Regions from separate parts of the Homo sapiens genome. Here all the other regions are linked to region 1. A link is an interaction called in ENCODE POLR2A ChIA-PET data of the cell type or tissue named here. Cell type or tissue: PC-3. All regions are shown on one strand. Links, peaks and the distances in the headings refer to the core of each region. The heading gives the core; the rest is flanking DNA. Region 1 overlaps DPF3 (double PHD fingers 3). Region 2 overlaps DPF3 (double PHD fingers 3). Region 3 has its middle 71 kb from the start of MIR7843.

Region 1 (10,792 bases), core at 2,931-7,930:
GAAAGCAAAGCAAAAAGGTTTGTCTTTATTTCTCAAGACCAAAGGGAGAAAGCCAAGCTTTTTAAAGTGACCAAGAAACAAGAGGCTAGAATGAGCGAGGCTGCCACATGTCATAAATGCACATCCTACATGCAAGCAAGGCCAAACCTGCATCTGTTTCCCAACTCCTGAAACTGAAGGCTCTTTGGGGAGGAATTCTGCCTTTTTCAGATTCCTGCCGTGAAGGCAGAGAATGAGAAACATGTCAACTTTCTAGAGTGCTAAAAGCAAACTTGGGCAGCAGAGCAGGGTATCTGCCTGCAGGCTTCGCTCACTCAACTATTCCCCACACGTTTCCTACGTGCCTGCTAGGCTAGGTCCTTGGGACAGAAAGGCACATGTGGCCAGGCTTGGTGGCTCATGCCTGTAATCCCAGCACTTTGGGAGGCCGAGGCGGGTGGATCACTGGAAGTCAGGAGTTTGAGACCAGCCTGGCCAACATGGTGAAACGCCATCTCTACTAAAAATACAAAATTAGCTGGGTATGGTGGTGTGCACCTATTGTCCCAGCTACTCAGGAGGCCGAGATAGGAGAATCGCTTGAACCCAGGAGGTGGAGGTTGCAGTGAGCCGCACCACTGCACTCCAGCCTGGGTGAGACAGAGAGAGATTCCATCTCCAAAAAAAAAAAAAAAAGAAAAGAAAGGCATATGTGGCTACTGTCCCTGCCTTCCACGCCCTTACTGCTAACTAACTCCTGTCAATTATTTCAGTGACTGAGAGAGAAGAGTATGTTCAGCTCTGCATGGCCCAGGGCAGGTGTGGCCAGTTCTACCTGAGGGTCAGCAAGGGCTCCACCAGGGAGAGGGACCACTTAAACCATCCAGAAGATGACAGATGTGCATCAAGTGCGCCCAGGGACAGGGTGGAGGTGGAGGACAATCAAACCGCCTGCCCAGAGGAAACCGCCTGCCCAGAGGAGCCACAAGCAGTTTGCTCAGACACCAGGGGAATGTGTGACAAGAGTCGTCTCTCTGGGCAGGGACACAGAGCATCCCCTCAGACTAACAAGTTCACACACGTCTCTCACACTGAGGTTCTTACCCTAGAGCCCATGGGCCTCCAGGGCATCCAGAGATGGGCTCTTCCAGGTCTGTGAACCCCATAAAACCATAGGCAGATGTTCACATCTATATGCGTGTTTTCCGGGGAGATGATCCACAACTTTCATAGGATTCTTGAAAGGGCCTGTGATTGCCAAAGAAAGGTGAAAAAGAAACACCCATCAAGACTGAGTAGCCTGCACACTAGACTGTGGTATAGAATCCAGTTTCTCCCTGTCTGTCTCCTGCATATGGCTCAGTAACAGACATAGTAAGTTTTCAGAACTAGCAGAACTAAAGGGATGAGAAGAGCATTCCAGTATAAGCAGATGGAAAGAAATTACCATTGGCATCACCAAAACAAATACCTGTGTGTACTGACTGTGTGCCAGGCTCTGGGCTAGACTTTAAAAACCAGTATCTCTTTCCATAAAGCCACATGGAAGAGTGTCTTCTCAGCCTCCTGTTCCTGGAGCCAATATTGCATATTGGAGTCCCTAAATGTGGATTCAAGTCACCCAGAGCAATTCACTGCAATCGCCAGATCAGGCTCAAACTTTAGTTGGCAGTTGCCTAGCAACGAGTAACCCTGAAGACACATCACCAAACCCAGATGCCAAAAAGGGCATTTTGTGGACAAGCTAGTTCTGAAACCAGCCCCTCATAAGTCTATTTGTCAGGCCTCCCTGGGGCTGTTGGGGTAAGGAGTAGACTTTGCAGCCAAAGGTAGGCTGAGAGGAGAAAGATAGAAAGGCATTGTTTTTTGTTTTTTCAGACACGGTCTCACTCTGTTGCCCAGGCTGGAGTGCAGTGACACAAACACGGCTCACTGCAGCCTCAACCTCTTGGGCTCGGGTGATCCTCCCACCTTAGCCTCCCAAATAACTGTGACTAAAGGCGCGTGCCACCACACCCAACTAGTTTTTCTATGGGATTTTGCCCTGTTGCCCAGGCTGGCTCGAACTCCTGGGCTCAAGCGACCTGCCCACCTAGGCCTCCAAAAGTGCTGGGATTACAAGTATGAGCCATTGCACCCAGCTGGAAAGTGTTCTGCTGGTTGTATGTTTTCCCACCTCTAGGGAATAGGCATGAGAAGGGGAACTGAGGGTTAAAGGAGAAGGCAGCCTCCAGTGGAGAAGGCAGCCTCCAGTAGAGAAGGCAATTGGTGCCTCTTCACTTCCTCTTTCAGATTGTACCTATGGTTACTCTTCCAAGAAGTTGCTTAACAGATGCCACCCACACCTAAAGACGCATAAAGCAGCAGGAAGACTTGACTGAACGTACATCCAGTCCTTCCCTAAAGCCATCATCCTCCTGCAGCTCCAAAAACCCCACTGAACTATGGAAGGCTGGGGTGAGCAGGATGATAGACCTCAAACTACTTCTAACAGTGAAACTGGGGAAGCAGTTTTTAACCAACTCTCCAAGGCAACTCACTCCCTTACAGAGGCATGAAAGAGGCAAAGAGATCTCATTCTCTAAAATTCAGAGCTGTTGTTGTTGTTGTTGTTGTTGTTGTTGTTGTTGTTGTTGCTGTTGTTGTTGTTTTTAACACAAAGCTCAGAAACTCCTTAAGCTAAGAGGCAGGTGAGACTGGGTTTCCCAAGACAAAGTTTCCAGTCCAAACCATCACATAAGGCCAACACTGGGTATTCTCCCTGTGTCGATAGTGGGAAGCCTGGGAAGACGGCCTTCTTCGGAATCCACCGTCCCTTCCCTTGAAAGGTCTTGGGGGTAGGAGGAAAAGGGGCAAATAAATATATCAGTCTGGAGGTGATTCAGGAAGAACAAATGCGGATGTCAAACAACAAATAAGGCAGATATAAATCCAAATAAAATATTAAAATCATTAAAGGGCTGCTGCTCCCTGAAGATTGGGAAAAATGAAGAGAGTTAATTAAAAGCAATCTCCATGCACTGCTGAGCCGGCCAGCCCTGATAAATCAACAGCTGGGGCTGCTGTGGAGGGCAGGCAAGGGGCTTCAGGAGGGGGTGGGCCAGCTGGGGGAAGGGGGTCTGCCACTGAGATGGCTGTGATGGCAAATTGAACACAGTGACTTAAGTTTCATGTTTTATTAAATATTTTATGACCACTGAATAAAGTTATTCTTTGGAGAGGGAGAAAATGATGAGCTGGGTAAGTGAAGGGGGGGAAGATAAGGATGAAGAGGTATTGTCTGATTCAAAACATACTTAGGACTGTGACGTTGGAACCTCTGATATCGCCCCCAAAGGCCGAAGCTTTGGGTTTTTTTTCTTTCTACTTGATCTGCAAAGGTAGCTGTGTCTTCGTCTTCTAAAATCTCTCTACAAAACTTGGGTTATGTTTATCTGAGGGACCAGGGAAGGCAGTGCAGAGTCAGGGAAAGTAATGAAGAGGAAGAAAAGACAGAAAAGATCCTCAAAATTGTCATTGCTGATCAAAGCCAGACTTTTAACACAAAACTAAAAGGTCAGCAGAAATGGTGGGAACTCTTTTTTCTTTCTTTACTTCTTTCCTTCTCCCTTTTTTCTGCAGCTAGTTTTTGTGTGTAAAATGAAAAAGAGCTCCAAATTTTGGGGCTCAATCTAAGTCAAAAGCCAGCTATTTCAGAAGTGTTAGAAGAACAGGCCCTTCTCTATTCTAAGGGGAAACCCTCCAGTTCTTCCTTGATGAAAATATAATCAAGAGAAATGATTGGGGGAAAGTGTTTTTTTCTCCTCCATAGAACTGGGATTGGAAGGGGAGTGTGTGCATGGGGAAACATAAGGAATTATGCATTTGGATATGCATTTTAATTAGGTGGACAGAAGCAGCCGCCTGTTAATTTTTCTTGCTTGTTTCCACTTAGCATTCATCACAGGCAGAACTACCATAGAGCGCTCCCACGATAATAGATGGTTCTGCATTGGCTAAGTCCTCAGGGAAAATAATTAGCAGGAGAGAATATATTCTCTCCCCTCCCACTGCCCCATCCACCCTGCCCTCCCCCTATCACCAGCACCGCGTTGCCGCCCCTCTCCCCACTCCCCTCACCTATAGTGGTTTTCCTAGGAAAAGCCGAGGGCAGCAGTCAGCCTCCTGGTTTGCTAGCACTTACTTTGCCCTGCCAAAAAACAAGGGTCTAGGAGAAGAAACAGACAGATCAGAAGTCTCTATTGGAGTGGAAGCTCCTCGATGTAGGGAGGGAGTCAGGTGGCTGTGCTGATTAGTTCTCAGGGGCAGGCAGGCAATCCATGTTGGTTGTGGGATGAAGGAACTCCAAAGAGGATGAGAGAGTTCTCGTTGTGCTCAACTGGCAGCCAAAGATGTATCGAGAGTTGCTGGTTGAGGACAGCAGGAGTAGGGATGATGTTTTTTGCTTCATTTGCTCTTGTAAAGGAAAGTTGCAGGGCCAAGTAAGTGCAGTGGTTTTCACCTGCAATCCCAGCATTTTGGGAAGCTGAGGTAAGAGGATCACTTGAGGCCAGAAGTTCAAGACCAGCCTGGGCAGCACAGTGAGACCCCCATCTCTATAAAAAAATTAAAAATTAAGTGTGGCAGTACGCACCTGTAGTCCCAGCTACTTGGGAAGCTGAGGTGGGAGATCACTTGAGTCAAGGAGTTTGAGGCCACAGTGAGCTGTGATGGCACCACTGCACTCCAGCCTGGGTGACAGAGTGATCGCACTACTGCACTCCAGCCTGGGTGAGAGTGAGACCCTATCTCCAAAAAATATATGAGAAAAGAAAATAAAGAAAGTTGTAGCTTTGCAGCAAGACTGAATCTGAACCACTTCCAAGGCTGGCAACCAAGACATGCATGTAACTCTGAGATCTGACCCCACCGCAATGCTCTCTGGTCTACTTTTCTATAAAGAATCTGGCCTGGCATGGTGGCTTACGCCTGTAATCCCAGCACGTGGGGAGGCCCAGGTGGGCAGATCACTTGAGGTCAGGAGATCGAGACCAGCCTGGCCAACATGATAAAACCCGATCTCTACTGAAAATACAAAAATTAGCTGGGTGTGGTGGCATGTGCCTTTAATATCAGCTACTCCTGTGTCTGAAGTACAAGATCACTTGAACGTGGGAGGCAGAGGTTGCAGTGAGCCAAGATCACGCCACTGCACTCCAGCCTAGGCGACAGAGTGAGACTCTGTCTCAAAAAAAAAAAAAAAAGAAAAAGAAAAAGAATCCATTCTTGCCACTGACCTCCAATGCCAACAGCTCACTCTCCTTATTCACAAGCAGATCTAAGCCCCTGCCCCGCCTCCACTTCTTCTCTCTCCCTCAGTCATCTCAGTTGAAGGAGGAGCCAGAGACCAGGCAAGGACCAAAGGCCCAAGTTCCCAGAAGAGCACCCCACTCTACCAACCGCGCTTCTGCTTCCTCTGGTTTGGTGGGTGAACTCAGGTCAGGGCTATGACCGGAAATGAAATGAGGGTTTCCCCTGAGCTCACATTCTCACTTATTTCAAACCCAGACAATAGGAAAATCCCACTGAGATCCCAGGGCTATTTACACAGCCTGGATGAGTAGACCTTGCATTTCCTGAGAAACAATGATTAGATGTGATGGGTAATGCCAGAAACATTTATTTTTGTTTTAATATTTAAAATAATGTTTAATATAGTAGGTATTATTGACTGCCTGAGGAGGCCATGATCAGCTACAGGAAACTTTTAGTTCTCATAGTAACACCTCACATTTGCACTTTCCACCTTCTGAAATGTTTCCACATCCATTATTTCATGTGGGCCGCTGCGGGGAAGCCAGGCTGGAGGAAGGGGAAGGGAGGAGAAGGGAGACACAAGCTCTCCTGGCTGTTTGGAAGGACAGGCCTGACTTGCTAACTCCTGCCCCCCAAGCTATCCTGTCATCACCGTGCTTCCACCCACCTCCTGTTGTCAGACATCACATCTCCATCCACCTAGGAAGCCTTCACTCCAAGCCTCACCAGGTAACTGCTAGTGCTACAGCCCCTGGAACTGCCTCAAACCCAAACCCTGACCCCCACGAGGAGTCCCTGCCCTCAAAGGAAGGGGGATATAGGCTGGGCACGGTGGCTCACGCCTGTAATCCCAGCACTTTGGGAGGCCGAGGCGGGCGGATCACGAGGTCAGGAGATCGAGACCGTCCTGGCTAACACGGTGAAACCCCGTCTCTACTAAAAATACTATATATATATATATATATATATATATATATTAGCCGGGCGTAAGGCGGGCGCCTGCAGTCCCAGCTACTCGGGAGGCTGAGCCCGGGGAATGGGGAATGGCGTGAACCCGGGAGGTGGAGCTTGCAGTGAGCCGAGATCGCGACACTGCACTCCAGCCTGGGCGACAGAGCGAGACTCCGTCTCAAAAAAAAAAAACAGGAAGGGGGATATGAGGGGAAGGCAATCCCTGTGGCTGGGGATGGGAGAATTGAGTCTCTGGGTTCCTAGTTCCCAGTGTGTTTATCCCAGAACGCAATGGACTACCAATAGAGGGAGAGGCAGAGAGGTTGAATTCTGTAATACTATTAGGTTTGGGTTTTTTTGTTTGTTTAGTTTATAAGGTGGAGAATGCCTATATTATCTAGAAATGTAGCCGCTAATTTTTTGGGTTTGTTTGTTTGTTTGTTTGTTTGTTTGTTTGTTTGTTTTTTGAGATAAGGTCTTGCTCTGTCACCCAGGCTGGAGTACATGGAGTACAGTAGCGTGATCACAGCTCACTGCAGCCTCAACCTCCCGGGCTCAAGCCATCTTCCTGCCTTAGCCTCCCGAGTAGCTAGGACCACAGGTGTACACCACCACACCCGGCTTTTTTTTTTATTTTTTGTAGCGACAGGGTCTCATGATATGTCCAGGCTGGTCTTGAATGCCTGAGCTCAAGGGATCCTCCTGCCTCAGCCTCCCAAAGTGCTAAGATTACAGGCATGAGCCTAGCTTAGTCCCTAGATTTTACAGTCCAAAAATGAAGGAGACCTAGGCATAGTGAAAACCCAAAAGAAATGAAAATGGGGACTCAAAAACAGCCAAAAGGTGAAACAACCCAAATGCCCATCGGCAGTTAAACAGGTAAACAAAAAGTGGGCTATCCATACAATGGCCATAGAAAGGAATCAAGTTCTGACTATGCTACAACATGGATGAACAAACATTGAAGACATTATGCTAAGTGAAATAAGCCAGACACAGAAGAACAAATATTGTATGTTTCCCCTGATATGGGGTGCTAAGAATGCAGAATGGTGGTTCCCAGGGATGGTAGGAAGCAGGGGATGGAAAAGTATTGTTTAATGCATACAAAGTTTCTCTCCGGGATGATGAAAAGGGTCTGGGCAGCTGGGCACGGTGGCTCATGCCTATAATCCCAGCACTTTGGGAAGCTGAGGCGGGTGGATCATCTGAGGTCAGGAGTTCGAGACGAGCCTGGCCAACATGGTGAAATGCTGTCTCTACTAAAAATACAAAAATTAGCCAGGTGTAATGGCGCATGCCTACAGTCCCAGCTACTCGGGAGACTGAGACAAGAGAATCACTTGAACCTGGGAGGCGGAGGTTGCAGTGAGCCAAGATCGCGTCACTGCACTCCAGCCTGGGTGACAGAGCGAGACTCCATCTAAAAAAAGAAAGAAAGAAAAGGGTCTGGAAACTGATGGTGGTGATGGTTGCACAAGGTGGGAGGATCCCTTGGGGCCATGATTTCAAGACCAGTCTGAGCAACATAGCAAGACCTCCATCTCTACTAAAGATTAGAAATAAATGTACTTAATGCCACTGAAATGCACACTTTAAAATGGCTAAAATGGTACACTGTGTGTTATGTATATTTTAGCACAATAAAGAAAAATTGAGGGAATGCCTCTCTCTGCTGGAGGTCAGGGTGACCATTTTGTTTTCTCTTTAAAGTCTCAGAATTTACACACCAGCTCCTGTGTAGACTCTGATGAGTTCTGCAACCTCCTCCCCCTTCTCTTTATGCTTGCAAAAAAACTGCCATGGAAGCTTTCCACCAAAGAAAAGCCTGATAATAATGTCCCCACTGAAATCTGAGATGTTCTGGAGACATGTCACTGAAGGGGAGGCATGAAGTCCAGTCTAGTCTTGGCTAATACCCACTCAGGTAGGGGCTAGTTCCACACAACTGCTGGGCACCTCCATTTCCTCAGCAGTAACACAGGTATGCTAGAGGAAGCTCAGTGAGACATCAGTACAGGTCCACTTACTTCAGCTCACTAAACATCCAGGTATCTGTGGCTGCCCAAATTAAAATAAAATAAGCACTTTATTTTCAGATTAATTGGGATAGGTGCCATGGTAGAGGAGAAGGCCAGAGAGATCATGGACAAATAAAGTCCAGACCGGAGGACTGGCTGGAAAATTGGTTACCCTTCTGCCTCCAAACACACACACACACACACACACACACACACACACACACACACACAAAAGGAAGCAAAATACAGATGTTCTCAGTGATTCCAGTCTTTTAACCACCAAAAACTGAGTGCTTATCCACGTCAAAATAGGCCAATTGGTCTTCAAGTTCCTCATTCTCATCAGCTTCTGGATGGGATGCTAGTGAGAAGAAAATCACTGAAAAGGAAGAGCCAGAGGAAAAGCCCACATTCTAAATGGCCCACCACCTGGTCCTCAGCCTCAGACCTTGAGAAGGGATAGGAAGTTCCACCCAGCTTAGAACCCCAAGAAGGGAGCACCATGTAGCAAGACTGAATCAGAGAATAAGAAACTGTGGAAGTCTCCAGTCTTAAATGTTCTCTTTAGAGCCACACTTTAAAAATAAGAAAAAATCAGAACTCTGGCCCCTAGCTGTCCTCTCTGTCCTAATCCACCATAATAAGAGCCAGAAAGTTGTTGGCTTGAAAGGAATTTGGGGAATCAAAGTACATCACCATCATAAAGACAAGGAATATGCGGCTCAAAGTTCTGTGTCCCAGATCACAAGCTAGTTGCCTGTAGCTCTGGAAGCGGAGCTCAAGGCTTGGGATTCCTCTCCCAGAGCTTTTTCTCCTCCATTACTCTGAAGTCACTAAGGCTACAAAAAATCAGCCACTGGTGAGAAATGAACATGGAAGAGGAAAAGAGGTTGAGACGGGTTTCATCAATAGCAGGTGAAAGTGTGAGGATGGGAAAAACTTTCTGGTGGAGCTTCCAAGTGCAGATCATTCAAACAGCAGATTTTCAAGGTGAATAACAACAACTAAAAAAAAACCTTTTATCAGCAACCTGAGATGATCACAGTCCCCAGATTCAGAGAGGGAGGAGAGGGTGCAAAGTGGGGATTAGACATGTGCCAGCATTGTTCCGCAGGCTCAGAACTGAGGCCTGGCTGGTGAGGACTCAATGCGGGCTATTTGAACCCCATTATTAGGAGCTCTGAACCTAATCCTCTCACCCCTCCCTGCTTCCACACATTGCCCCTAAATTGTAACCTCTTCAGGGATTCTCTCCCTTCCCTTGCCACTGCCTGCCACACTAATATTCACAAACACACAGCCTAGAAATTCTCCAGTCTGCTCCTCTTCCCTCTGCCCCACCAACACCTCCTAACCACTGCTTTTAAAACTCTAATGCAAATCACAGGCTTCAAAAACCTTCCCTCAGTGACAGTTTTACGATGCTAGCTCCATTCATCCATATGGTTTGACAGACTGTGAAACACCAGTAACCGGACCAATAAGAAAAACAAATTACAAAAACACTACAACACCTCATCTCTCCCCAGTCACTCAAACAACTAGAAAACTTTGGAATTTGCAATGGATCACAATATCAGTCTCTCTTGCAGTTCAACAACAATCTTTGCAGAGTTCCATACCACACAGTGGTTTTACCCACTCCTCCATCCTCCCCCTACCCAAGGCCACTCTCCATCTTTCCTTGTTAACTACCTTCATATTTAAAGACTATTTAAAATTAGGGCCATGCTTACAAATTCCCCTGTTGGGTCGTAGCTGGGCAAAAAATATTTCAGTGGTTGTGGGATTTTTTTGGCCAGAGGTTTGCAACATTTGGCTACATTTCTGTTTTCTAGTGACTTTCAAAACACTCAAAAACCACAAAAGTTACTTTGCAGAGGTTGGGATAATAAACAGGCCTGGATTCTGGTGCCTCTTTATGACCCAGCCCCCATCGCCACTACTGTCAGCATAGCTGCCTTAGAAAACTGAAACATCAGCCTCAGTTTCCATTCTTTTTCTGGTGCATGATCAAAACAAAACATGCTGACCATGACATTTTATTTTTTGCATTGATCTGAACAGATGGCTCTGAAACAGCTTTAGACATTATGGTCTTTCTCAGATGTATCCAAATTCCAGCTACCTGCATGATTCCAAAAAGAGGAGGATGAGAGGTCTCCAACTCAGCTGTCTCTGAATTCAAGCCCACCTTATGTGACTAAGCAGCTCCCATTCAACTGGCAGTCTTCAATGTCTCCCGGGAGGCCTGCAGACCAGGCTATTTTCAGAGGTTTACCCTGTGACAATGCCTCCACTTGGGTTCTCGCAGACATTAATCTCCATCATAGGTGTCTCATCAAAAGCAGACATTTACCCATTGAAAAATAATGTGTGCTAATGAGGTTTGGAGAATTTAGGGCTTTTTTATAGTGGCAACCAGAAGCAGATGGAGAACAGGTTCTTGGGAATCTGTTGGCTTACAACGTCCGAGGGTCCTTTTTCATAAGAAGCTAAAACAATGTCCATAAAAGGCAGCAAGTTCACAAAGTCCCGGCCTCAAT
Region 2 (10,792 bases), core at 2,843-7,842, 270 kb before region 1:
AGGAGGGGATGGGAATGAGCCAGGCTTCAGCACAGAGGCTTGGAGATGGCAGGCGGGCGCTTGCACGCAGAGGAGAGCTGACACCTGGATCTCAGCTTGCTTCCCCCGGAGAACACTTTAATGAGGCTCACAGCTGTAATATCACAGAACGAGCATTAACAATGCTAATTACCTGAAGTTTAGCCCGAACATTCCTAACCCACCCACCTTGGGGACACACTGTTGTTCTGGCCCTGCTAAAAGCGCTGATGGTTCAAAACACGGGCTGAGGCTTACGACGCAGATGTGACAGCAGAACACCAAGACAGGCCGGGCTGGGGACAGGTAGGGTAGTGTGTGCTGCAGGCTGCAGGGATGCCCAGGAATGGACAGAGTGGACCCTCCTGGTCATGATACCAATGTCCCTCTGCTCTTCTTAAGAGTAACCCAAGGGAGAAGCCCCAAGTGGAGATCAGACCCCCTTGGCAAAAGCCGGGAATGGGCTACATCCATTTGTGCATGGCAGAGGGTCATGGGACCGAGGTGACCTCCCATCATCACTCTGCACAACCTCAGAGGACACCCCTGTGCCCTTCCCACCATCTAGCCCCAAAGATGGTTTCAAACTGTTGCGTGTTTTTTGAAGCAGCAGAACCACCAATAGAAGACACAGATCAAATCGGAGCTGTGCTGGTCACTGGTTTGAGTTGAAAGTTGGGGCTCAAGGCTCAAGGACTTTCCTTCCACCCTTGTCCCCCGAGACCTCTGGGCATCCCCAAATCACTCCCAGAATCCTAGGCCTCTGCAAAGTCTGCTTGGAAAACCACTATTCTAGAACAATGTAAACCTCTGGCCTCATCGTGTCTGGTATTAAACCATGCCATTCCAAGGCACTGCATGGAAACACACTTTGCCAGACACCCCAGAAGGCCCCTGACTCAGGCCAACTCTGGGGGCTGGAAGACAGGCATGATCTTTTGGTGCATGTATACCTCGATCTGCATGGCCCCTTCCCCAAACCCGCTAAGTCTAGGGCTGACTTTATAGAAACTCATGCCTGTATCTATAAAGTCAAATGTCACCCAGCCAGATAAGACAAGATCTAGAACTTCTGATTCCTCTCTCAGTAGCCTTTCTGCCAACCCAGGGAGGGGAAACCATATTATATCTCTATCGCAACCCCACCCCTTAGACTCCCACTACTGCCGGGTGTTGAGCCACTCATCAACATCTTATCCCACTGGTCCCTTCTTCCTAGGTCTCGCCACCTCACTCCACCACCATTCCAAGCCTTTTCCTCTCCCCAGGGAAAAAGCAGAGGAAGGCCGTTCTGCTCTGCGTTTGCTTGAACATAACTTGGATCCTTCCACTTTTCCCCGCTGATAGTTTGGATGTGTGTTCCCACCAAATTCCGTGTTGAAATGTGATCCCCAGTGTTGGAGGTGGGGCCTAGTGGGAAGTGTTTGGGTCGTGGGGGTGGATCCCTCATGAACAGCTTTGTGCCCTCCCAGCGGTAGGTAATGACTGAGTTCTTGTTCTATTGGTTCACACTAGAACTGATTGTTAAAAAGAGTCTAGGACCTCCCCCTCTCTGTCTCACTCCTTCCCTCACCATGTGACACACCTGCTCCTCCTCAATTGAAAGCTTCCTGAGGTCCTTACAAGAAGCAGATGTTGGTGCCATGCTTCTTGTATAGCCTGCAGAGCCATGAGCCAAATAATCCTCTTTTCTTTACAAATTACCCATCCTCAGGCATATCCTTTAGTAACACAAAATGGACTAACACCCCCTCCCTCCTCCATCCCTCTGACTCAGGGCAATGTCAGTTTCTGGGCTGCATTATAATAGTTAACTTTCTCAGGTCCAACAGAACATGGCACATCTACTGCCTTCTCAAAAGACCTCTCTCAGAAATTGATGGGATAAAATGTCTTCGTCTGTTTGGGCCCCTATAATAAAGTGCCATAGACTGGGTGGCTTATCAACAATAAGCCAAATTTATTTCTCACAATTCTGGAGACTGGAAAGTCCAAGATCAAGGTGCCAGCAGATTCGGTGTCCAGCAAGGGCCTGCCTCCTCATGGACAGCCACCTTCTCACTCCAACTTCACATGGTGAAGGGGCAAGGGGTCTGTCTTGGGCTTCCTTTATAAGGGCACTAATGCCGTGCATGTGGACTCTGCCCCCCATGACATAATCACCTCCCAAAGTCCCTGCTTCTAATACCATCACCCTGAGGGTGGAGATTTCAACATATGGATTTTGGGGGACATACCATTCATACCATAGCAGACTAGGATGCAATGCCGGGTTCCCTGGGGTTAAAGCAGAAATGTGCACAGCTCTCTGTGCAGATGAAAGGCCTGAATGTGGGTGTCTGTGTAATCGTCTGCTGCCTGGATTTTGTTATATGAGCCTAAGTCCCCCTGATTGCTGAATTTAGCAGTTCAGCATTGCAGGTCCAGCTGTCACTTGAAACTGCTTTGGGTGAAGGCCTGGCCTTTCCCCTCTGGTCCCTGAATGCGAACATCTCTCCCACTGCAGAGATGGCTCGACAACCTGCTCAATGACCCATGTCCGCAGCAACCATCAATGGCTTCTCTGCCGAAATAACGGCCCCACATTATGCTTAGAAAAGCAAAGGCTGAAGGCGCATGGATGACTCATTAAAGAACAGTGCAGCACTCACTTAGGGGAGGAATAAAAAGTGACATGGTGTCTTCCCACTGCCATGCCCACCTGTGTCTTACCAAAATGCACAGTAGCTTCCAACTAAAACCACGCTGACTGATCGAGACCAGGGAGCTCATGTTCTAGTTCCCTCAATTTCCCCCTTGACCCCGTTCATCACATGTTGTACTATTACCTGTCTGGTGCCTGCCTCCTTGGCAAGATTGTGAGCCTCATGAGAGGTAGAGCTTTGTCTTCTCTGCTGTAGCCCCAGTACCTAGCATAGAGTAGAGGCCTTTATTTATCTATCTAAAATTTATTTTTGGGAGACTGACTCTTAACTTGCAGCCTCAGGAAACCAATTCCCGCATGGACCAGGAGTCCTATACCCACAGGCTGTTGCTTTAAGGCCATTGCTAAGCAGACTCTAGAGACTCTAGGGGCAGATGTGTCCTCTGTGATACCTCTTGCTCCTTGCCCAGGGCAGCCAACTCACTGCCTTCATGGAAGGCAGCTGAGAGAAAAGAAGCAATGACTCAGCTGGCTTCTAGATGGGTCCTGCACCAGAGGTCTCTCTCTCTCCCCAACCATATTCCCCCACCTCTCCTGTGAGTCATCTCTGATTCATCAACCTCCCTTCTCCTAGAAAATCTAGGGGGCTCCTTTCAGGATGCCCTAGGAGCTTCTCTGAGGGGTCTCCAGAAAAGGAGCTGCTCTACTCCTGCAGATGAAGCTCTCAGTTAAGGCCTGAAGCTATGCTGCCCACTGTGCCCATGAAAGCTGTCACGGTGACTGTGGCTTCCCTGGTGCTATGTATGACGTGGCCAGAAGCTCATCACCAGGCAGCAACTGAGACCTGGAATTTGTTGCTCCTGGAGTCTCCCTGCAACCATGAAAGCACTAGTGTTTCTCTGGAGCCTGATGCACACGCATGCGTGTTTCTCTCTCTCCCTCTCTCTCTTTCTCTCTCTCTTACACAATGCAGTCCTACTGCACACCCCAACATGAAAGGGCTCTACCCCCACAGGATCTCTACATTTGCAAGTGAGGTCCTAACTATCCGTAGGGAAAATAAGAGTTTCCAAGAGTTTTAAAGCCTTTTATTTGTTTACACATTCTCTAAATTGCAGACAAAAGATTCACTACGTGGGTAGTCAACATTGCTAACCAATCACAGAACAAGATACTAACCACAGCAAGGAAGGGGTAGGGGCTTGTGACTCAGTCTTTGAGAACGTGCGAGCATTCCATGGGATATCGAGGGGTCCCAAAGAAGAAGGCTGCTCGATCCCCACATTCTTCATCTCATCAGCGACAGGTCTCCCTCCCAGAACCCCATCAGGACAGGAGAAAAGGCAGCAAGAGAGGTGGGGTGGTCCTGGCACGTGGGCCACCAGTCTTCTGAATGAAGAGTGAGTCCCGGGTCAGGAGTCCACATCAGGTGTGGGCTGCTTCCAATCTGTAGGTTCTCCTGGAGATTGTCACAATCTGCCAGCTCTCTGGGAATCACAGAACCATCATGTCCCCTTAGGATGGCAGAAGATGTGGCACAGCCTCAATCTCCAACACTGAAACACTGAGAGAGCTTGATACGTTCCTTAGGCAGGGCAGAAACATCACAGCACTTCACGTTAGGAACCACGAAAGAGTGGGAACCTGACACACGTGGGAAGGGCACATCCCCAGAGGACAGAGGACAAGGGTGGCACACACACCTACAGAGACCGCAACCACATCACAGTGAAGGAGGAGGACAGCTAACGGGGTGGGAGGTGGGAGCTTTTTGTTTGTCTGTTGCTGTCGTTGCTTTTTAGAGAAGCCAGGGTGGGCCAAATGGAGATATTGTCTCAAGACCATTACACACAGCTTCCCAAATCTGTAGCCCTTTTCTGTAACCTCATGAAAGCTGTGTCAGACTCAGTCCTGGTCTGAAGTACCAAAGCAGCCCAAGGCAAAACCTCATCTGCAAGAGGCAATGCGGCGTTGGGTCCCAAGGATCAGTGGGGAGGGTGTTCAAAAGAGCAAAAAGGGAAACCCTCTTTCATAGGCATTTCTCTCACTGGAGACCCACTCTCTTGGTCATTCCTTTATGACTGAGAGTCTCAGAAGGAGTTGTGAGTGTGAGGTAAAAGAGACAAGCAAGCATTTTGGAATGATGGGGATAAAATGTTGCAGTGGCTTCCCTCTCTGGTGCCCATACCTGGAAGAAGCAATCCCAGGTTTGCTTCGTATCTGCAGGTCTAGAGACATCAATGGAGGCAGCAATTGGAGATCTCAGTGTGTTTCCAGGGTCTCTGACTCAACTAGAGGGCATCCAAGGCCTGGTGGAGCCTGTGCAGGCCTGAGCTTCCTCGTGGAGCAGCAGGTAGGCAGCTCATTCCCAGGGACCTGGTCATCCTTCCTACCATAGGAGCCACCTGCCAAAGCCCACCCAGAGGAATCCCAGCGTTCACAAATGGAGGCGCCCTCACCAAAGCCACTGGACCAGCCTGTCCCTGAGAAGAGACACAGAGGGGCTTCAGCAATGAGAAGAAGAAAACCAATTTCTTTTGGCTTCTTAGCAGAGATGCTCCATGTCTTGGCTGTCAGAGAAATTGAGCTTACAAATTGCCCTCACCCTGAACCCACTTGGCAACGGGGAGATGACCTGGTTGAGGTCTAGTTCTGGCTTTTGTGAATCGACCGTGTGACGTAGACAGCACAGCATCAGGCCAGGAAGGCGCCTGATGAGACCGTGTTCTCAGCCTGAGAGCGCGCTCAAGGGCAGGTGGGAGATGGAGCCTTCTCAGAGCTCAGCCACTGGCTCTTGGGCTCCCAGGTTCATCCCTCAAGGAGCTGGGGACCTGAGGGCTCAGGGCCCACCACTGGCTGCCTGGGGGAAGTGCTGCCAGTCTGGTGTGGAAAGGGTCCAAGTCAGAGGCCTTTGCCTCACCCCTTCCACCAGCAGGGCCATTCAGAGAAGTCTTGGCTCAAAAGAACGTTGCCCACAGGCTTTCAAGTAGGTGAGTGGACCAAACCCCTGCATGCTTTTCAGGCTGTCACGCACTTTAAAACCAGACTCACAGCCAAGCCTTGTGTCCCTGACTACCTCCACAGAGATCACCAGAATTCTCCTCACTGGGAGTCATGTGCCATCCAGGGCCCCAGAGGAGCCTTCCCTTGGGCCACCCCCCACAGAGAAGCTATAGCTCTGAGCCAACATCCACACATGGACAGATACACACCTTCCCCCAAGCCCAGGCATTTTGCTTGAAAGCAAGGTTGGTGTGGCTTCTTCAGGGAATAACTCAAAGCTGAAATCTGGCTGTGACACGTGTGGAGAAAAGGAAAGATGAAACAAACGGTTTATTCCTAATGCTGTCAACACAAACAACTGAGAGTCTAAGCCAGCACGAAGCTAGGATCTGACAAGCACCTGGCCAAAGGTGAGCATGGAAGGTTTGCTGAAAACCTCTCTGATGCTGGGTTTCATCCCTGCACACACCAGCAGTGCCAGATACAGGCGTGGGGCAGCTGACCTTGCTGGGGTCTGGTGGAGTGTGCCCAATCTGTACTTGAAGCCCCCACCCCCCCAGTCCCGCTCTCTGCTTTCTCTAGCAGGGAAAAGACCACTGTGGGGGTCATTTTCTGCCTCTGATCAGGCCCTGCCAGTTGCACCTCCCTGCCTTCCACCCCAGAAACCCACAAGCAGCTCTGGGGACACTGGCTGCCCAACACACTCCAGGCCAGGTGACTTCATCAGTTCACCAGTTTTAATGCTGAGGATGCTGTCATCCAAGGGCATCCAGTGCTTGGAAAAGCAGATTAAAGCAACTAGGCTGAGGTCATCTGTTTTCTTCCCCCGACCCCTCAGCCTCCACAGGGTAGAAATCACTGGATGCCTCCACCTGCTTGTCTTCTACTGAGGAACACGCATCCTCAACAGAGAAACCTACATATACTTACACCTTCCGTGATGGCGCGATACTTGACCTACAATCACGATTGCTTGGCAGAGCTTAATTTCATGGCTGAAAAGCAACTTGAAGGCTAGGCCAGCATGCGGTTTATTTTCCAGCCCCTACAGGACCTAGAGCATTGCCTCGCACACAGTCGATGCCCTGCCAAGGGTTTTAATTTAGCCAGTAACAGCCTGCCCTGCAATGATTCATGGCAGGCAAAAGATGGGTTCATTTTCCTTCAGAGGAAAAACCCCCAGGGTGGACAACCATGGCAGATGAGTGGGGGGCAGCTTGGATGGACTCTGTTCCCTTTCCTGGCCAGAGGAGCACAAATGCCCCCTAAGCATCTGACCATTCATTGCAAAAGCATGACCCATCTGCTTTCCCAAATGCCATGTGGACCAGACGCATTGGTGAGCCAGGGACGCCCTGCCTACCTACCCCGCCTCTCTCCAGCCACCTGCTCCCCACCTCCTCTGCTCTGAGATAATCATTCTATATTTTCATGCTCTTGCTCACATATCAGGCAGTGTTTCTGTCCTTTTTTTTTTTCTAGTACCTAATTTAGGCTTCTTCAACTACATGTTGAAAATGTGCACGGGGTATATTTTCTTTTTCCTATACGCCACTGTTGCTTCCCACTTCCCACCTCCACCCCACTCCTTAGCATCTATCACGGCAGAGGGAAGGGAGGAAACAGTGCAGGGAAGGGAGAGGGCAGGAGGAGAATCAGGGTCTCAGTGGGGAGTAGACATGGAAGGGCAAACCAAGTCCGTATAAACCACAAACCCCATTCTAGCCATAAAAGCTTTGCATCCCTTTGATAGCAGAATTGAGACTTTTGAAGTACCCAACTATTGCCAAATATCTTTCATGAAAAGAAGCATAGGTGAACGAAGGGAAGAGAAGGAGAGAGGTCGCGGAGCCAGTAGCTTTCCAAGCACAAGGCTCCCTTTGCAACCCTGGTGGCTGTGCAGAGGCTGAGAGCTGGAGGAGCAGGACTGGAGAAGACTTCAGGAAAGATGCACCTTGCCTGGCAGCCCCTGGCTCTCCCTCTTGTCCTGGAGCAACATCAAAGTTTCCCTTTGGTTCATTAAGTAGGGCGTGTGTGTGTGTGTGTGTGTGTGTGTGTGTGTGTGTGTATGTGCGTGCGTGCACGCACGCGCATGCACATGGGCATTCCTGTTCTCATCATCAATATTCATAACATTGAAATGAAGAACAGAGATGCAGAGAGGCGAGCAAATGAGCAAATGGGATGCAGTGAGTGAAAATATAACCTGGGAGTCTGTAGGGTTGTGTTGCTGAGGGAATATATAGGCCCCAGGGGCTCACAGGCCTCTGCCATTTCCTACAAGGCCCACTTACCTGCCCTCCCGTCCCCACCATGGCCGCGTTTATTTGCTAGACAGGGTTGGTGCCAGCCTACAGGGCCATTTTGCTCAATGCCTGGGCTAGAGGTCATGATAAGTAATTATATCTCTGTCCAAGAGGGTTCTGGCTGCCTGCCAGTCCTGGTTCCTGCCTTCCTCTGGCCTGCCCTGGGAAATGTCGCCATCAGCAAAATACTCCCTTCTCCTGGTGGAGCCAAAGAAGGGGAACTGTGGAAGGTCCCTCTCTCAAGGCCACCTGCCCTATGACCTGAGGTTGGCACTGGAGCAGAGAAAGGGAAGGAGTGGGGACAGAAGCTGGAACAAAGGGCCCTGGGGAGTCACCTCAGGACCCCCTCACAGCCAGGGCTCACTCAGAACCCAGAGAGAGCCTGTTCCCAGGAACCCACTCACTTCCAAATCTTTCCCCTCATGCAGGGAGTTCCCTGTTCCTTCTAGAAAACCCATGGTACGGAACTGGCAAGCCCGGACCCCTCCTCCTCAGAGTTTCCTGACAGCTCTTCCTTTGGGCCTCTCTTCTAGCTGCCTGGGCTGCGCACATGGAGGGGGCGCCCGCCGCACAGCCAGGCCTCCCCGGGGACAGCTGCTGAGAGGCTCTAAGGCAGTTCCCACTCGCTCTGCCTGGGAGGTTGTCTATCCTCCCACATCCCGGGTGCCCAGCAGGAAGCACCCCCATCTTCCTCTCCCCTCCTTCCCCCTGCCCCACTCTCAGCTGTCCACTCACAGACCAGAGGGTCTCCAGCCTCCCTAGGAAGGGGTTCCCAGCTCTCCAAGACCCACCACCAGCTGCCCAAAGGCCTTGAACCAACCCATCTGTCCCATTGTTTCCACACTCAGGGCTGGTGGCCGTGGCCTCTGGCAGAGAATCATAAGCAGACTCCCAAACCCTGGGAATGCTCAGAAATGGGGGAGGGAGCCCCAACCCCCAGACAGCTATGGAGCCCACCTTCTGACCACGGACCAGTTAGACTCTATGGCAAGCTGGGGTTCAGGTAGGGAGATTCATAGGCCTGAGGCAAATTAAAACAGCTGTTCCCCACCATCACCATCCTTCCCCTTCACCTGGTATCCAAAAGCATACTTTGGGGATGGGAGTAAGATTTCAAAACGGGCAACACACAGCAGGAAGAGGAGGAGCTCTGTCCACTTTGCAGAGGGGAGAGGAGCAGGATGGCCAGTCCCCCTCTTCCCTTCCCAGCTACTGGTGTCCTGGGCTTGGGGGACAGGGGCCTGGGGGCCTGACCCCTCTGGTAGCAGTGCCTGGAAATGCTTCACTCCCCAAGGCTGCAGGCATGATCCAGCCCTCCCTCACTGCCTTCTCTCCCCAGCTGGGTGAGGGGCTTACTTTGCCCTCAGAAGCATCCCTGAAACCCCACACAACCAACGGGCGGCCTCAAGAAAGAGGGAGCTGAATCAGTGTTCAGAACTGGGCAGAGGTTTGGCCTTTTTACAAAATAATAATAATAATAATCTGTTGCCCAGGATCACAAGCCTCAGAAAAAAAAAAAAGAGTTACAATCACTGTTCACTCCCACCTGCTGCCCTCCAGCTCCTTAGCTCGAGGATTTCTCCCTGAGGACATCCAGCTCTCTGCCTTTTTCCACCAGAGATCCTCACCCCTCCCAAATGCCCTCCCACCCTCCCTTCCCCAGGCACCCCTGTCTTTCTCCCTCCCCAGGAATGGAAGCCTGCTAAAAGGGACACCAAGTCACCACTGCTACCAGGAGCCAGGCCTGGGACTTGCGGCATCCTGTGGGAGTGTGAGCGTGGCTCTGGCCAGAGCCAACTTCTCCCTCGGGCTGAGACATGGGGACCCCCTGAAGAGGGGCTAGGAGGGGCAGCCGGGGAGTGAGAGAAGAAGGGGCTGCTTCTGTCCCAGCACTTCCACGACAGGCTAAAAACCAGCCTGGGGGGCAGGGATGTGGTCCTCAGGGCCCGCCCTGGGCCACGGGCGGCGCAACACCCCCTACCTCCTCACACACAGACCCAAAGAGGAGACTATAAGCCCCTCTTCTTTGAGTCCTGAGGCCTGAGGTTGCCAGCAACCTTTCTTCAGCGGCATAAAAGAGCACAGGTCTCCTCCACTTGCCCCGAAAGGAAAAGTAATAACAATCATCTCATTTTTCTTCCTTAAAACATCAAAACTTTTTAAGCGGAGGGTTGAAAGGAAGCGGGCTGTATTCAAAGCACGAATACAAAAATGCACCAGGAGTGTGCAACCCTCCAGGGTATCATGAAACCATCACTGTGAAACCCAAACCCTCCCCCAACTTCAAAACCTGTTCTCTTCCCCAGTTCTGGAGGAATCTGGCCTCCTTCCCTCCCTTCCACCCACCCACAGGCTCTTCCCTGGTTCCAGTCGGCTGGGCTCAGCCTGCCCAGGCTTCCGGCTTCCTACCTCGCCCTGGGGCAGGGACAGGAGCAGGGGAGCCTTGGGACCTGCTGGCTCCTGCTTCAGGGGCGATGAGTCAGTGAGGGGTTCCAAAGGAAAGCCAGAATGTCAATCTCCTAGCAGGAGCCCTGTTTCTATTTCCACATAATGTTGCCTGCACTGGATTTGCTACAGATCCAAAAAGCAGGGTTTCAAAAATGCCTACAGGAAACAGGATTTCCACTTCCGGTTGGGTCTGGCAGCCTCACCTCTCTGGTTTGCTGGAGCCACAGTACAGAGGGGTGAAGCCCAGCAAAGTTCTCCTGGCTGTTCCCAGCATTTGAGCCGGAAGACAACCACATCATTATCTCCATTTGGTGGCCTCTGCAGAAAATGACAATAGCTACCATGGAGTGGGGACCATCATCATGCCAGACCC
Region 3 (10,792 bases), core at 4,216-9,215, 290 kb before region 1:
TCATGGTGTGATGATTGATTTTAGGTGTCAACTTGACTGGATTAAGGGAAACCCAGAAAGCTGATTAATCATTATTTCTGGGTATGTCTGTGGGGGTGGTTCCTAAAGAGATTGGCATTTGAATGAGTGGACTGAGTAAAAAAAAAAAAAAATTGCCCTTACTTTTTATGGGGAGATACTGTCTAATCAGCTGAAAGCTCAGGTACAAAAAAAGGGCAGAGGAAGAGCAAATTCATTCTCTTCTGAACTGGGACACTCTTCTCCTCCTTTGGACATCAGAACTCCAGGATCTCCAGCATTCAGACTCTGAGACTTGCACCAGCAGTCCCCCGGGTCTCAGGCCGTCAGCCTCAAACTGAGAGTAACACCACCAGCCCTCCTGCTTCTCAGGCCTTTGGACTTGAATACAGCCATGCTACTAGGTCCCCTTGTTCTCCAGCTCTCAGAAAACCTGTCATGGGACTCCTTGGCCTCCATAATGGTATAAGCCAATTCCCCTAATAAATCCTCTCTCATATATCTATATCTAGATCTGGATCAATGATAGCTAGCTAGATAGCTGGATAGATAGATGATAGACGGATGACAGATCCTATTGGTTCTGTTTCTCTGGAGAATCTTGACTAGCACACATAAGAACATTGCTGTGTCAATATGTACTTTGGGCTGGAGCAAAATAATCTTTGACACATTTGTCCACTCTCCCAGAGTGTTGATCTCAGCGTAGATCAATGGGAGTGATGCAAGAACACAGTCTTCTGAGCTGGTGTTTGCTGGTTCCATGAAGAAGAGAAGGGAGACTGATTAAATCACAACCAAGTCACAAAGTGGAAATTGCTTCCCTCTGGCTCAGCCTTCTTCTTGGGCCAGCTTTTCTGCCAATCCTTCTTGATGCCCCAGGCCTCACGGGGTCTCTTTTATAAGCTGGCAGATGTGTTCAATGCAATGCTGGCAAAATGTCATACAGGTGGCCACCCATATGGTGCCAGTTTGGATCTGACTCCTGGAAAAAATTCTGGAAGCCCACTCAGCCATGGAGGACACCCGCCGGCTTCCTGCACTGGGTCCAGAGCTGTCTGCTCATGGGGACACAGGTGGGAAGCAGGTGTTTCACATAAATGGACCACCCTCTGCTAATCACCACCAATCAAGCCAGTGGTGCAGGAGAAAACAAAATGAGAAAGAATCATCATCCAAGAGGTGAAATGAACTGGTGGCCAAGGAAGCAGGGGGTGCATCTGGATTTCCATAACATAAATGGTCATATTTCAGGCAGGCTTTTCTTTAGAGCAAGCCAGAAACTCAGAGACAGGAAATGTGGGTGTCAGATTTCATTCCAGTGGGTACACTGTCTGGGGTGTTCAATTTAATAAATTCAATCTAATAAAGACCCACAATAGCCAAATCACAGATTCACTTAGCCAGTCATTCAATGTATATTGAACACCCATGTGCCAGGCATCACTCTGGGAGCTGGGGACAGACAGAATGGTGAACAATTTTCACAAGACCTCCCTTTTTACAGATTTATATTTCAGTCAGGGGAAGACAGAGAGATAAACACATAGGAAAATGTCAGGTAGTAATAAGTGCTATGCAGAAAAGTAAAAATGGGTGATGTGATAGGGACTGGATGGCTACTTTAGATTGGGTGGTCAAGGAAGTCCTCTCCGAAAAGCTGACATTTGAAGCTGAATGACAATCTGAATGACAAGGAGGGACCAGATAACCATGCAGGGGTTGGGAGAAGAGCCAGTGAAAAGGCCCAAGGTGAGACAGGTTGATGCTCAAAGGCAGTTGGGGATGGCAGCATCCTGACAGAGGGTGATCCTACAGAGAGTAAAGCGCCAGCCTCTGCCATGGGATGAAGGCATCACCACCTGCAGCTGAGAGAGACTGGGGAAGACAGGGATTGACAGTGACTAGCTCAACAACATTTACCATTAGGATGCTTAGAATTATCAGAAGGATTCACACCAGGACTATGCTTAATATTGGATCATGGAGTCAGGTAGGAAAGCCAGGTTTTTGGAAGTTGGGGGGATTGAGTCAAGGCTAAAAATGAAGCAGGCAAGTATAAGAGAGGCTAGAGCTGAGCTGTGTCTGGAGGATTGCATTGAACCAAGCCCAGGGTTAGCAGGGCTAGAGGCCATAATAACCCAATGGACCAGAAACCCAACATGCAGTCAGGAGCTAGATGCAAAGAAAAAGACCAAGAGACCCAAGCATTATGTCGTCTTCATTTCCAAAAAAAAATGATATGTGCTTCTGATTGGAATAAAGGCCAATTTAAGACAACCAACCTGAGAATACTAACGACTCCCAAATCTATACTTTCAGTCTACACATTTCTCTTGAACTTTAGTCTCAACTCTCTGAAAGTCTCAGGAAGTCCAAACTCAACTTTTCTAAAGTTGAACTCACAATCTCCCTCCCATTCACTCCAAATTACCTCCTCTTTCTCTATTCCACAAATCAGTGAATGACAACACCATCTACAGACTTCTCAAGCCAGGAGGATAGACATTGCAGGCATGAGTTTCCTGAGGAGCAGACTCTGAGATGGATATTAACATAATGAGGTGTATTAGAAAGAGCTCTTCACATCCCACCTGTGGAAGGGAAGGGAAAAAAGCAGGTTGGAAAGAAGAGGAAGTTGAGCTGCAACAAAGTCTCAACCAAGGCCTCATCCAAGCCCTCTGGGAGATTTGAAGCAGGGATGGCCCTTCAAAGTTGTCTTGAGTTGGGTTGAGAAGTCTGGAAAATAGCTTTTACACCCAAATGTTGACCAGTCATTGGATGTGGGCTGTCCAGGAAGGCAGTGTGATCTTGGACAAGATGGCTGTCTTCAGCCAAGGGCAATTCTCCCAGGAGCTAGAGGAATAAGTCCTTTGGTCTTGAAGAGTTCTGGGTAGCACGTCAAAACCTCCACTCAATCATCCTTAACTTCTTTTCCCTTTGTATCATCCTGATTATCCCATGAGGGATGAGTGCTGAGGGGCTACCTTCTATACACTTCTCCTATCCATCCTGTTCTCTCCTTCCAATATTGCCACTGGTTCAGGTCTCAAAACTTCTCACCTGGATAGAGTCTTCAATCTGCTCTCTCTGGTCCTCTCCAGTCTATACTCCATATGACTGTCAGAATTATCTTTCGAAGACACAATTGGAACATAGTACTCTACCATTTAAAACTCTTCCTTGGCTGTCTTCAGAATAAAATCTGAATTCCCCTCTAGATAAAATCTGAATTTCAGATCACAGAGTTACAGATCCTTCATGGCCTGGCTCCCACTGACTCCTCTGTCCTGATCTATCCCCACTCCTATCTCTGGACTCAGCCTTTTTGCAGAGCTTAGTGTTCCCTGATTGCTATGGCTTGGATATGGTCTGTTTGGCCTCACCAAGTCTCATGTTGAAATTTGATCCCCAGTGTTGGTGGAGGTACGGCATGGTGGCCGGTGTTTGGGTTGTAGGAGTGAAGCCCTTATCAATGGCTTGTTACCATTCCCACGGGTTTGAGTTAGCTCTCACTCTTAGTTCTTGAGAAAACTGGTTGCTGAAAAATGCTTGGTGCCTCCTCCTCTCTCTCGTGCTTCCTCTCCTTCCCCTTCCACCATGGGTGGAAGCAGCCTCAAGTTCTTGCCAGAAGCAGATGCTGGTGTCATGCTTCTTGTACAGCCCACAGAACCACAGGCCAAATAAACCTCTTTTCTTTATAAATTATCCAGCTTCAGGGATTTCTTTATAGCAATGTGAATGGAGTAAGATACTGATCCTTTCGACACAGGGCACTTTGGTCAGAAAGGCCTCTTTAATCTCCACCCTCTCTGACCTTTCGTGCAGAGCTTACTCTCTCCTGAAACAATATACCCAACACAACCCATCCCTACTTCATCCCGAAACATCTTGGTCTGCAGCATCTCAAATGGCCTGATGCCTTGTCTGCCTTACCCATGAGACAGCAAGATTCTTGAGAACAGAGACAGTATCTTATTCTTTTTAATATTCCTAAATACTACTTTGCAGGGCCTGGTGCATAATAGCTGCTCAGTAAATATTTGATGAGTCAATCAGTCAACCAACGAGAATAAGAGGCATTAGTAATATTACCTGAATATTTAACACTAAAACAAGATACTCTCATGAACTCATCTACTGAATAGGAACATAATCCCCACAAAGAATGGACAGATTGAATCATCATACCAGGGCAACAGCCCCCAGAGTGTGTTAGGACTGTGTCCAGCCATAACAGCCTTTTGTCTCCAAGCATGGTTTTCACCTATACTTTGGGTCAGCCACGTCTCTGTGTTTCTGGTAGCTGATGGGACATGTCCATGAATGCCCACGATGGCTCATCTAACTCATGCCAAGCCCCTCTAGCATGCCTTCCTGGACTTAAAGACTGAGAACTGAAAACCACATCCATTTCCAGCCCCCACATGACTTACTCTCCACCAAGCAGACACATCCATGAGAGAACTGGAAAATGGGACTGAGTAGTGTGAGATGGCAGCCATATATGGGGAGATCAGAACTGGTAACTGAGGTGTTTTGTTGCTGGGGGAAGCTGTGACGGTTCTATCACCTCGCCCCTTGTTTCAGAGACAATGAGGTGGGTCCAGGGGGTCGCAGCAGTGTGTTTCTGCTCTAATAGTCATTGGGCATTTCTCCTGGCCCATTTCCTGATGCAGGTAAAATCCACCCCATAACTTATAATAAATTCCTTTATCCTTAAACTGGCAAATAATTAATATACCCACTTACAAGGAGGCCTGAAGAGTCTCCTTGGAAAGGGTCCAACCTCAGGGGTAGTAGGAGTCAGATGTGATGAACTTAAGCCAGCAGCAAAGCCTCCATGATCAGCAGAAAAATTCTGCCCCTCAGATTCATCCCCTGGCCCAGCCCACATGAGTCCTATCCAAATCTCATTCAGAACAGAACTGTCGGTAAAGTACAAAGAACTGTCTACTAACACTAGGTAAAACCTTGGGGCACAACCCGCCCTGCTTGGCCACCCTGAGGCCCTGCTTGGCCACAGAGAAAGATGGATTCTACTCCACTTTGCTTCACAAATCCTGCAGCTTTGACATCCCAAAAGCTTCCAACAACAGGGAGACATCATCGGCCAGTAAGAGATGGTAGTGCTTGACCAGATGTCTTGGGGAGGCTCCAGAACCTGGGAGCTTCTAGCTAGAGCAGTGGCTGCACCAGAAAGAGGCAGCCCTTTTGGGGAGCTCGGGTACAATTCTCCCTAGGGATTCCCAGGAATATCTGGGCACAGAAACATGTTATGGTATAGATAAAAGACACTACCTAGGGACCCCCATAATATTGGGACGAGCTCTCATCTGGAAGCCTTTGTGAGATAGCCCCCAGGGGTTCCCAGAAATACTTGGGAAGACTTGTTTGTGAGCTCACCTGTGGGAGTACTTGGGAACTATCATAAATATTGTAAAAGGGTCTTTCATTTGTGAGCATATCTGAGACATGCCCTAGAGATTCCCAGAAAGACCTGGGAGGGACTGTCACTCCTGAGCTCGTGAGAGACGCCTCTGAGGACTCCCACCTCCACATGCAGGGACTCATTGTAAGAGTATGAGCTTAAAATATTGGGGGGCCCTTTGCAGGAATTAGATGTTCTGCATCATCAGTTTGAGGCAAATTCTAGTGAAAGTTGAGGATTATAATTCTTGTGACCTTTTTTTGCCCATGGACCTGGGGCATTTATATACTTGTATTAATGCCTGAGAGCCTCACCCCTTCCCCCTTCTGAGTAATGAGCATTATTTAGGTCTGGCAATTCTTTTGTTGAGGTTGCTATCAAAACTTGCTGGCCTGGAGCCATTTTGACCCTGTCTGGTGACCACGCATGTCACTGTTATGCTCCCTTAGGTAACAAAGTTACAGTTGAACTTTCAGAAGGCAAGTTTCTGTTCTTTCTTTCGGGGTACTCCCTCTTTGTTACCCCCTTGTGATTTACAGAAAGAAATGGGAACTTCCACAAACTCGTTGGCCTGGGTGAAGAAAGGAGTGTGCAGGAGAGATGGATGGTCGTGTGCAGGGCCCCTGGGTGTCCCAGGTGCCCCGTCAAGCCAGCAACCCCTCTCTCTGATTGGCTGCCAGCATGCCCCCCCAACTCTGTTCCAACACCAAACACTTCTACCTGCTGCAGCTCCTTCGAAGAGTTGGGAAGCTTGCCTCAGAAATCCATTTGAGAACAAAAGACATGAATAAACCATTCATAGAAGAGGGAAAATAAATGACTGCTGAACACTTGGAAGGATGTCTAACTACACTAATAATTTAAGAAATACAGTTTAAAACCAACTGCCATTTCCACCCATTAAATCAGTGTTTAAAAAAAATAAAATAAAGATATCCAGAGCTAGCAGTTGGAGTGGAAAGTGAGGTTCTCACCTGCTGCTGGGGGCGCTTAAAATTGCTGCAAACTTCAGCTGGGCACCATGGCTCATGCCTGTAATCCCAACACTTTGGGAGGCCAAGGCAGGTATATCACTTGAGCCCAGGAGTTCGAGACCAGCCTGGCCAACATGGTGAAACCCCGTCTCTACAAAAAATACAAATATTAGCTAAGCATGGTGGCACACACCTGTAATCCCAGCTACTCAGGAGGCTGAGGCAGGAGAATCACTTGAACCCAGGAGGCAGAGGTTGCAGTGAGCTGAGATAGCACCACTGCACTCCAACCTGGATGACAGAATGAGACGCTGTCTCAAAAGAAAAAAAAATTGATGTAAATTTCTTGGGAAGCAATATGTCACTATATATATATATCAAAAGCCTTTAAAATGTTCTGCCCTTTGACCTTGTTACTCTGCTTCTGGGAATCTATCCTAAGGAACAAACCAGATTTTTGTGAAAGGATATGCATTATTAGAGCAATCACAAAAATGGAAACATTAATGTCCAAAAAAGATAAAACTATTAAATAATGATACATCTATATGCTATAATGTTAACAAACTCTAAATATCATGTTTCCAAACAAAGTCACTACACAGAGAATTGCTTACCATGCAGTATTGGATGGGGGAAACACAGGGTTCAAAAACACACAAAGGGACTCTCTGACTGAAGACTCAGCTCCAAAATATAAAACAATCTTACAACTAAATAAGAGGATAACCTAATTAAAAAGTGGCAAAAGATTTGAACAGGCACTTCTAAAAAGAAGATAGGCAAATGGCCAGTAACACATGAAAAGATGCTCAACATTAGTAGTCATCAGAGAAATGCAAATTAAACCAATGGGATCCCACTACACACCCACTAGAATGTCTAAAATTAAAAAGGCCAACAATACCAAGCGTTGCAAAGATGTGGAGCAACTAGAACTCTCATTAATTGCTGGTGGGAGTTTAAAGTAGTCCAATGACTTTGGAGAAGAGTTTGGTAAGTTCTCATAACGTGAAACAGCCTCTTACCACATAACCCAGAATCCCATCCTAGGTATTTAACCAAGAAATAAAAATATATGTTCACAAAAAATGCTTGAATATGAATAGGCATCACAGCTTTATTCATAATAGCCTCAAATTTGCAACAACCCAAATGTTCACCGACAGGTGAATGAATAAACAAATTGTGGCTCGTTCATATAGTGGGATGTTACTCGGCAATAACAGAGCAATACAACAACCTAGAAGAATCTCAAAAACGTTACACTGAGGGAAAAAAAGCCAGACATAAAGACGTACCCGTAAGTTCCCTTTATAGGAAATTCTGGAACAGACAAAAATAGTAGTCACCTGGGGCTAGGTGAAGAAGGGGTTGCAGGGGCCAAAATAACTGTAGAGTTGATGGAACAAGATTAAAAAGATAAACGCTTGTTGCTTGCAGCAAAAAGTAACCAGTAAAGGAATTATAACCATTTGCGAGGCGGGGAGAGGAGCCTATAATGAGAGCAGGAAGTCTAGCGGATAAGGTCCAACACTGATAAGCAGGAAATGGCGGTAAACCCACGTCAGGTGGAAAATACAGAAAGACATAACCACCAGAAGAAAAGACCAGAAGGGCTAGAAGCCGCTGTCTCTGAGGATCAGGACTGGGGAAGGGAGAGAGGAGGCAACAGGATTGCTTTTCATCCTAACCCCTCTGTTATTTTTATTAGCTATACCATTTTTATTTACTATGTGCACATATTATTTTACCAAACATTAAAAAATACATTTAAAACAGCTGTGCATGGTGTATGGGTACCAGTATTGTAAAACATATACAAATAAATTCATACAAAAAAAAGACTTGAAGGAAATACAGTCATTGTCTGGGAGAAAGTTTTATAATGCTATTTTGCCCCTTCTTTATACTCATCCTTTTTTCCAAATTTCCTGCAATGGGCATGCATTATTTTTATAAACACGAAAACCCGTTATATAAAGAAGCAAAATTATGTTAAGAAATACATTTTAAATGATATCTGAAATGAAGTGAAGGAAACAAAATTGAATATAAAAGTAAATTCAATTATGTGAAACAACATACATGAAACTAGAGACATTTAAGAAAATATTAACAATAATTATCCCAGAGGTGGAATTATGGCTGATTTTTTTCATCTTATCTTTCCTTTTTTCTAATTTTTTTTCCATAATAACTATGATTAAACCAGGTTTGGCTGGAGAACTAAATTTGATCTCTCTATTGGCTTCAGACCAAAATAATAATGTAATGTCTCCGCGTGGTACCAGGCACCTAGAAAGCCCTCCAGGAACACTTGTGGCATTAAGGGAACTGAATGTAAATGAGGTTTACTGGTGACTGCTTCTAATTGAGCCCGTTCAGCTTCAGTCACTCAATCACAGCATTTACCTGGTGCCTACTGTGTCCAGTGACCTGCACAAGAGACTGTGTGGGTGTTGGCAGCAGAGGATGCAGGTACTCTCACCTTGTTGTGTGGCAGACCAGTTCGCAGAAGAGAATAAACACCCACACATAAAAACAGATGGAAAACATGCCCAGAGAAAACAAATGGATACATCTAGCCTGAAGGGTTGGGTATCCTGTCCTGGCTAGCCTCACCGTGGACATCCTTGGTGGAATCAAGATGGCAGCCCCTTCTCTCTACTCCCTCTTCTCCCGTCTCCTCAATAGCCACTACCCCTTCCGTCATGCTAAAACCAACAGAGGCCCTGGAAAGTCAGTTCAGTTTGTCTCTAGTCCCAGGAGGGGAGAGTCATCCAAAATGTCCAAGACAAAGATGAATAGCAACAAACACCTGGGATTTTTTACCATTTGACCACACTTAACTCCAGGAGGGCTGGGCTTCATCAGTGATTCCATGGGAACAAAGAAGCCAATAAGGAGGAGAAAGGGAAAGAGCACCCTGAGATCCTCTGAAAATGCTAAGGGAAGTCTGAGAAATCACCAGTGTGTTCTCTGGCCACAAGGGTCCATCTCTCCACCATTTGGACAACAGGCAGAGGGAGAAGTCACAAAATTTTCTGATGGTCCAGCCAAATTCACTGGTTCCCAAGAAACTCTCAACAAGAAATACATGGCATGCACATGGGTGCATGCTATGGTCTGTATTTCAAGCATTAGAACATTCCATGGCTGTTCCTATCTCCACCTGCAATTCCATTAAGACCAAAGGAAGTGTAACAAGGTGTTAAGCTGAAGGTTTGCCTGAGAAACCATGACACAATAGACATGACATTCCAATGTGCCAGATGATGCATATTTTCAAGGAAAGAGCTAAAAACTTATTACAGAACTCAAGCTTCTCACCCACACCTACATTGAGGGTATAAAATGGTCTGGCTTTTCAAGATTAAGGGAGAAGATTTGTGAAGAAAATTTATTTGGAAAAAAATTATTGATGTGCTGTGGGCCTCACCCTTTCCAAGAGGGAGAGAGAGAGGTACCTGTCCCTCATCTCAAATCTTGTGAAAGGGACTTCAAGGAGACACTCAGAAAGCCTGGTACATGTCTGCTATGATGGATGGACACAGTGGACTGGCAGGGAGAGATAAGTTGCCTGGCTGCTCCCACTGTGGAAGAAAGATGTTTCTGCAGCCTTAGGACTGCAGACTCTCAGAATGTGGCTGACCTACAAACTCTCAGAATGTGGCTGGGCAGGGATGCCTGAGAGTGTCCCTTGGACCAGTTGTAAGCCAATGGTACAGGGAGGGCAGATGTGGTCACAGTGGGCCCTGTCCAAGAGGGGCCACTTCGAGGGGTGAGCAATCCTCAGCAAAGAAAAGCTGAGATGATTTCCAATTCCTAGGAGTTGTGGGCATGCTGGAGGAGTGGCCATCCTTGACAAGGAAGCTGCAGGAGAGGACAGAAGGAAGGACTCCTAAGGACCCACAACCATGCCCAAGAAAGAATATCAGTTGCCCAGAGGCCATCTTTCCATGCTGCCATTCAAGTAAGGCTTCAGATCTGTGCATCTTAGCTGAACATCCGCTCTGAGCAGAACTATTCATAACTTTGACTCTAAGATTATTTAGACTGATGTTTGCCAAACAAACCTGATCATACGATAGCAAGAAATGCAGCTTTCTATGCCTCATTGCTAAAGATTCTGGTCGTCTATGTTTTTTTGTTTTTTGTTTTGTTTTTTTGAGATGGAGTCTTGCTCTGTTGCCCAGGCTGGAGTACAGCAGTGCGATCTCGGCTCACTGCAACCTCTGCCTCCAGGTTCAAGCAATTCTCCTGCCTCAGCCTCCTGAGTAGCTGAGGTTACAGGCACATGCCACGATGCCCAGCTAATTTTTCTGTATTTTTAGCAGAGATGGAGTTTCACCATATTGGCCAGGCT

Evidence for each region. Peaks named below come from ENCODE experiments on the same cell type or tissue, not always from the same donor. Only the 100,000 strongest peaks of a DNase experiment are listed, where the experiment ranks them.
Region 2: POLR2A ChIA-PET joins it to region 1 with 5 read pairs; 3 of 35 experiments call an interaction of 5 or more read pairs at or near these places.
Region 3: POLR2A ChIA-PET joins it to region 1 with 9 read pairs; 2 of 35 experiments call an interaction of 5 or more read pairs at or near these places.

The regions. Positions count from the first base shown.
Region 1 is chr14:72,878,721-72,889,512 of GRCh38, forward strand. All of the region lies in intron 1 of DPF3 (double PHD fingers 3), which reads right to left. Among named protein-coding and RNA genes, the nearest start is that of DPF3, 10 kb to the right of the region's middle. RefSeq lists a silencer at 3,247-3,447. In PC-3, for the core only: no CTCF peak of the experiment used is centred there; a DNase peak (open chromatin) is centred at 5,521; H3K27ac peaks cover 2,199 bases.
Region 2 is chr14:72,605,299-72,616,090 of GRCh38, forward strand. It overlaps DPF3 (double PHD fingers 3), which reads right to left. Exons shown (of 11, transcript NM_001280542.3): 11 at 3,736-10,792. It also overlaps a transcript of RGS6 not described here. Among named protein-coding and RNA genes, the nearest start is that of MIR7843, 94 kb to the left of the region's middle. In PC-3, for the core only: no CTCF peak of the experiment used is centred there; DNase peaks (open chromatin) are centred at 3,193 and 3,523; H3K27ac peaks cover 1,662 bases.
Region 3 is chr14:72,582,809-72,593,600 of GRCh38, forward strand. It overlaps a transcript of RGS6 not described here. Among named protein-coding and RNA genes, the nearest start is that of MIR7843, 71 kb to the left of the region's middle. RefSeq lists an enhancer at 6,038-6,087. In PC-3, for the core only: no CTCF peak of the experiment used is centred there; no DNase peak of the experiment used is centred there.